Regions from separate parts of the Homo sapiens genome. Here region 1 is linked to region 2. A link is a loop called in an ENCODE intact Hi-C map of the cell type or tissue named here. Cell type or tissue: gastrocnemius medialis. All regions are shown on one strand. Each heading gives the region's core, and the rest is flanking DNA. Links, peaks and the distances in the headings are about the cores only.

Evidence for each region. Hi-C counts contacts between places; a loop is a spot of excess contacts. Peaks named below come from ENCODE experiments on the same cell type or tissue, not always from the same donor. Only the 100,000 strongest peaks of a DNase experiment are listed, where the experiment ranks them.
Region 1: a loop joins it to region 2, with 2.0 times the contacts of the local background. A loop is called at or near these places in 3 of 110 quality-filtered maps.

What each region holds. Positions count from the first base shown.
Region 1 is chr18:6,653,411-6,656,327 of GRCh38, reverse strand. No RefSeq gene overlaps it. Among named protein-coding and RNA genes, the nearest start is that of ARHGAP28, 75 kb to the left of the region's middle. In gastrocnemius medialis, for the core only: no CTCF peak of the experiment used is centred there; no DNase peak of the experiment used is centred there.
Region 2 is chr18:6,599,303-6,602,219 of GRCh38, reverse strand. All of the region lies in intron 2 of LOC107985176 (a long non-coding RNA gene), which reads left to right. It also overlaps the pseudogene RN7SL282P. Among named protein-coding and RNA genes, the nearest start is that of LINC01387, 89 kb to the right of the region's middle. In gastrocnemius medialis, for the core only: no CTCF peak of the experiment used is centred there; a DNase peak (open chromatin) is centred at 1,235.

The sequences.
Region 1 (2,917 bases), core at 244-2,743, 54 kb before region 2:
TGGTGTTTTTGTCATGAAACCTTTGCTCGTTCCTATGTCCAGAATGGGTCTTGCCTAGATTGTCTTCCAGGGTTTTTATAGTTTTAGGTTTACATTTAGGTCTTTAATTCATCTTGAGTTGATCTTTGTATAAAAATAACTTTGTGTAAGAAATGGGTCGGGTTTCAATCTTCTGCATATGGCTATCCAGTTATCCCAGCACCGTTTATTGAATAGAGAGTCCTTTCCCCATTGCTTGTTTTTGTCAGCTTTGTTGAAGATCTTACTTGTGGTCTTACTTCTGGGATCTGTATTCTATTCCCTTGGTTTATGTATCTGTTTTTGTACCAGTACTATGATGTTTTAGTTACTGTAGCCCCAGCTTCATTCTTTTTGCTTAGGATTGCCTTGGCTGTTTCAGCTCTTTTTTGGTACCATATAAATTTTAAGATCGTTTTTTCTAGTTCTGTGAAGAATATCATTGATAGTTTGATGGAAACAGCGTTGAGTCTATAAATTGCTTTGGGCAGTCTGGCCATTTTAACCATATTGATTCTTCCTATCGATGAGTATGGATTGTTTTTCCATTTGTTTGTGTCATCTCTGATATTTTTCAGCAGTGTTTTTTAGTCTTCATTGTAGAGATCTTTTACCTCCCTGGTTAGTTGTACTCCTAGGTATTTTATTCTTTCTGTAGCAATTGTGAATGAGACTGAATTCCTGATTTGGCTCTCAAGGAGGAGTGAAGAGTGTAAATGTAGGGTTGTGGTGAGTCTGCCTGCCTGGCCGAGGATCCATGCAGGTGGGGTTGTCCAGTAGGCAGTTAAATGTGCATACCCGGTGCTCTGGAGATACAGATGTGGAAGTCACCAGCCTGTATGCACATCACCTTCTACAAAATGCTGTTCAAGTATAGGTTCTATCTTAATGGCATGTGATCTGTTCATATACTAGTGAAGCTCTAATCCAGGCAGGTCATTAAGTTTACATTCCTCTCCAGAACTATGATTCTGGGATGCTATGTTTCAGTGTTTTTTTTTTTTTTTTTTTTTGAGATAGAGTTTCCCTCTGTCACCCAGGCTGGAGTACAGTGGTGTGATCTTGGCTCACTGCAACCTCCGCCTCCTGGGTGCAAGCGATTCTCCTGCCTCAACCTCTTGAGTAGCTGGGATTACAGGCACCCGCCACCACACCCGGCCAATTTTTGTATTTTTGGTAGAGCTGGGATTTCACCATATTGGCCAGGCTGGTCTTGAGCTCCTGACCTCAGGTTATCCGCCCACCTTGGCCTCCCAAAGTGCTAGGATTACAGGCGTGAGCCACCACACCTAGCCCAGTTTTCCTTTTTGTCTTTCACTCCTTAGGAAAAGAATTGGTTAAAACATTTCCTTTATGTTCTTGAATTTCTCATCTGCTTTCAAAGAACTAAGCATATTGTTATGGAAGAAACGTCCCCTTTTAAAAATAAACCTGTAAACACACATAAAGGCCTATAAAAATCAAATAAAACAAACACATAGTCTGTCTTGTTGCCACCATATGGTTTTGGTATTTCACCCAAAATAGGCTGTAATAAATTCAGATTGAGAACTCTAACTCTACCCTCCTATTATTAATCCTTGCTGTCATAGAAATTCATGGTTTGGGAAAAGTCTCTGGTTTATAGAGGGCTGAGATGCTTATTAATGTGAATGACCAGATCTGCAGAACCTCCATATTGGGAGGGAAAGATGGAAGAAGCAATCTACATCCTAGGCAAGCTCAGCTAAGGAGAGCAGACAGAAATACAAGCCGAAATCATGTAGTGGGAGGGAATTGATGCCAATATGCCCTGCTAGAGCCCTGTGGTCTTCTGATTACAAAGGGGTAGCCTGCATTCTACACAATGGAGAGTACTGCAGAAATCTTACGAACAACTGCTAAAAAGCAATGCATAGAAAATATTCAATATTAATTTGTATGTCAAAATGTTCCCAATTTTTGTTCTAAAAATAGATAACCTCCAGGTCAACGAAGTGGGTCATTTAAAGCATTTCTGTTTGCAAATTTCACTGCCTCCCACTACCTTCTTTTTCTTTTTTCATCTAGACTTTTGCTCTGTGAGATCTGCTTGCACTGTTGTAAGCAAGCCCACTGCAGAGAAGGACCTTGGCATTTGTCTCATCTGGAAGAGTGTGGCCAGGGCACCATGAGCCAGGTGACCTCTGGGCATGAGCTCAGGCACATAGTCTCCCTTCCAGTCTAGCTCCACCTGGGCCCGGGTGCCAGTGAGACCTTGCACCCTCACTCCTAACTTGCCCCAGTGTTGGCTGAGTTCCAGGGCAGCCAGCCAGGCTTTGCTTCCTTTCTCAACTATAACTCTGCTCCTGAATTCCTACCCCTGAATTTTGTTACAGCTCCTTCCTTCCCTCCTTCCCCGACAGTTGTTCTCCCACCTGTGGGAAACCCCAAGGACAGCCTCCCACAAGCAGTCAGTTCAGGAACTGCTGCTGAATGAATCTCTGGCTTGGGAGATGAGTTTGGCCTATCCAGAGAAGACTCACTCTAGAAAGCCACTTTCTCAATCAACAGCACCATCTAATAAAAGTCTGGAAGTTTGCTGCAGCATCTCAAACCTAATGATGTAAGGCTTAAAGGATACCTGGATTCCAATAGCCAGATTTGCTATTTTGCAAGATAAATCAGGAACCTGATTAGAGACATGTAATTAGAGGCACATTTAAATCTAAACAGCCATATTTAAGCACCATTCTGCAAGGGATGCTATTTTCTGAAAAGCCACTCTGGGTGCCAGATTCCACATCAATTGCTCTTTAAAGAATGAAGATAGACGAATAAAGACGGGAAAATGTGAGTTGTCACAAAATCACCTTACCAGATAACATTCAACTGGACATCTCACTCTTGCAGACTGCCACAATGCTGATCATTAAATGAG
Region 2 (2,917 bases), core at 253-2,752:
TGTCTCTTGCTGGAAACAACAGAAACAGTTAGGACGGAGCTTATAGATGCTTCTTAAAAATTTTTTAAGAGATAGGGTCCAGACCGGGTGCAGGGGCCCACGCCTGTAATCCTAGCACTTTGGGAGACTGAGGCGGTCAGATCACCTGAGGTCAGGAGTTCCAGATCAACCTGGCCAACATGGCAAAACCCTGTCTCTACTAAGAATACAAAAATTAGCTGGGTGTGGTGGTGCACGCCTGTAATCACAGCTACTTGGGAGGCTGAGGCAGGAGAATCGCTTGAACCCAGGAGACAGAGGTTGCAGTGAGCCAAGATTGCACCATTGCACTCCAGCCTGGGCCACAAGAGCGAAACGCCACCTCAAAAGAAAAAAAAAAAGAGAGAATTAGGTCTGGCTATGTTGCTCAGGCTGGAGTGTAGTGCCTATTCACAGGCAGGATCACAGTACTGATCAGTATGGGAGTTTTGACTTGCTCTGGTTTTGACATGGGCTGGTTCACCCCTCCTTAGGCAACCTTATGGTTTCTGCTCCTGAGAAGTCACCATATTGATGCCAAACCTAGTGTAGACACTTGATTGGCATAGCACACTACGGCCCAGGGCTCCTGGGTTCAAGCCCGTCTCGGGCTTCGGTCTTCCAAGTAGCTGGGACTACAGATGTGTGCCATCACGCCCAGCAGAACTCATACATGCTTCTTGGAGCAAACTTATTACCCACCTGCAACTGTGTTCTACCCTCAATACTATGAAAGCACGGGCTTGTCTCTGGCCACACCCTCTCATCTACTACAGGACAACATTTCCTGCCTATGAATCATCAGGTTTTCTCCCTATCCCCATAAGAATAATAAAATGCTAATAACAGCACTTCACCCATCTCACTAAAAAAAAATCTATCTCCCACTACTGTCCAATTTCTGTTGCATTTTACAGCAAAATTGCTTTAAAGAATTGTGTGTCCTCTGTCTATACTTCTCCTCTTCCCGTTCTCTCTTGGACAGATTCTCATCACTATCACTCCACGGACACTGCTGTCAGTGAGGCCATGGTGGCCTCCATGTTGCCAGATCCAATGTTCTGTTCTCAGTCTTCATCATATTGATCTACTGGCAGCATTGATTGTAAGTAATCAATCTCTTTCTTGAAATGCTTTGTTCATTTGACTTCCAGAGGACTCTCTCCTTTCCTATTTCCCAACTGGGGCTGCTTCTCTGACTCCTGCTGCACCTGGCCGTCTTCCCAATTTCCAAATACTGGAGTACTCCAGGTCTCAGTGCTCTCTTCCAACTACCCTCACGCCTTCTGTAATGTTGTCCAGCTCCAGAGCTTTACAAATAAACTGCAAGCTGGCAATTCTCAAATTTATATCTCAAGCCCAGACTTCACCTCTGAATTCTGGAATCATATTCCCAGATGATTACTCAAGTCCATCACTGGGATTTCTAACAGGCATCTCTAACTTACAATGTCCAGAATTAAACTTTTGGTTGTTTTCTTTTCTCTCTCTTTCTTTTTTAACTCCTAAACAAGTTCTTTCTGAGATCGCATCTTCATAAAATGGTGCCTCTGTGTGTTTCAGTGCTTGGTCCAAAACCTCATTGATTTACCTCATACCTCACCTGCAATTCACCGACAATCCTGTTGGCTCTTCCTTCAAAGTAGATTCAAAATCTGAGGATTTCTCGTCCGTTTCACCTCTATCTTGCAAGCCACTGTTCTATGCCACTTATACCCTTGCCACGCAAAGGGTGGTCTGTGGCCCAGCAGCCCCAGCTTGCCTGGGTGCTTGTTAGAAATGCGAGATCTCAGTCTCACCTCCAACAGAATGAATCAGAATGACATTTTCTGTCAATGCCCAGGTGGTTCATTTGTATGTTACGGTTAGATGTGCTCTGACCTAAACTACAGTGACAGTCCGCGATTGTCTTCTGTCTTTGCCACTCTTTATCCTATTTTTCTGACTGATACAGCAGTTAGAGAGATCTTTAAAAAATATAAGTGTGGGGTCGGGTGCGGTCACTCACGCCTGTAATCCCAACACTTTGGGAGGACAAGGTGGGCAGATCACGAGGTCAGGAGATCGAGACATTCCCGGCCAACGTAGCAAAACCCCATCTCTACCAAAAATACAAAAATTAGCTGGGTGTGGTGATGCACACCTGTAATCCCAGCTACTCGGGAGGCTGAGGCAGGAGAATCGCTTGAACCCAGGAGGCGGAGGTTGCAGTGAGCCAAGATCGTGCCATTGCACTCCAGCCTGGGTGACAGAGTGAGACTCTGTCTCAAAAAAAAAAAAAAAAAAATATATATATGTATATATATGTCCGAGGATGTCACTCTTTTGCCCCAGCCCTCCAATGGCTTTTCCTTCCCTGGGGCGGGGGAGGGGGTAGGGGGGCGGGCAGGATGCTAATGTTCCTAATGGCCCCTAAGCTTCACTTTAATCCATGTCCCTACCTTCTGACCTCATTTCCTACTAGTCTTCCCCTTGATCACTTCACTTCAGCCATGGTGGCCTCCATGACACCTCCGCTATCCCACCTACTAGACAGAAAACTCACAAACTTCAGGATCTTTGCCCTTGTTTCCTGGAACCTCTTCCCCAGATATGGACAACTTATTCCTTCACTTCATTCAGATCTGTTCAAATGACATCTTTATAGCAGAGGCCTTTCATGACATTCTAAATAAAATAATATCCCTCTGTTACTCTCCATCCCTTTTCCTTATCTTATTTTCTGCATATTTCTTTATATCATATACTTATTTGTTTATTGCTACTGTCTGCTCATTAGAATGTAAGTTCCATGAAGTCAGGGACTTTTGCTATTGTGTTAATGCTGTTAGAATAGTGGCTGACACACATAGGTACTCCTTAAATATTTACTGAATGGAAAAACAAATCTCCAGTTTCT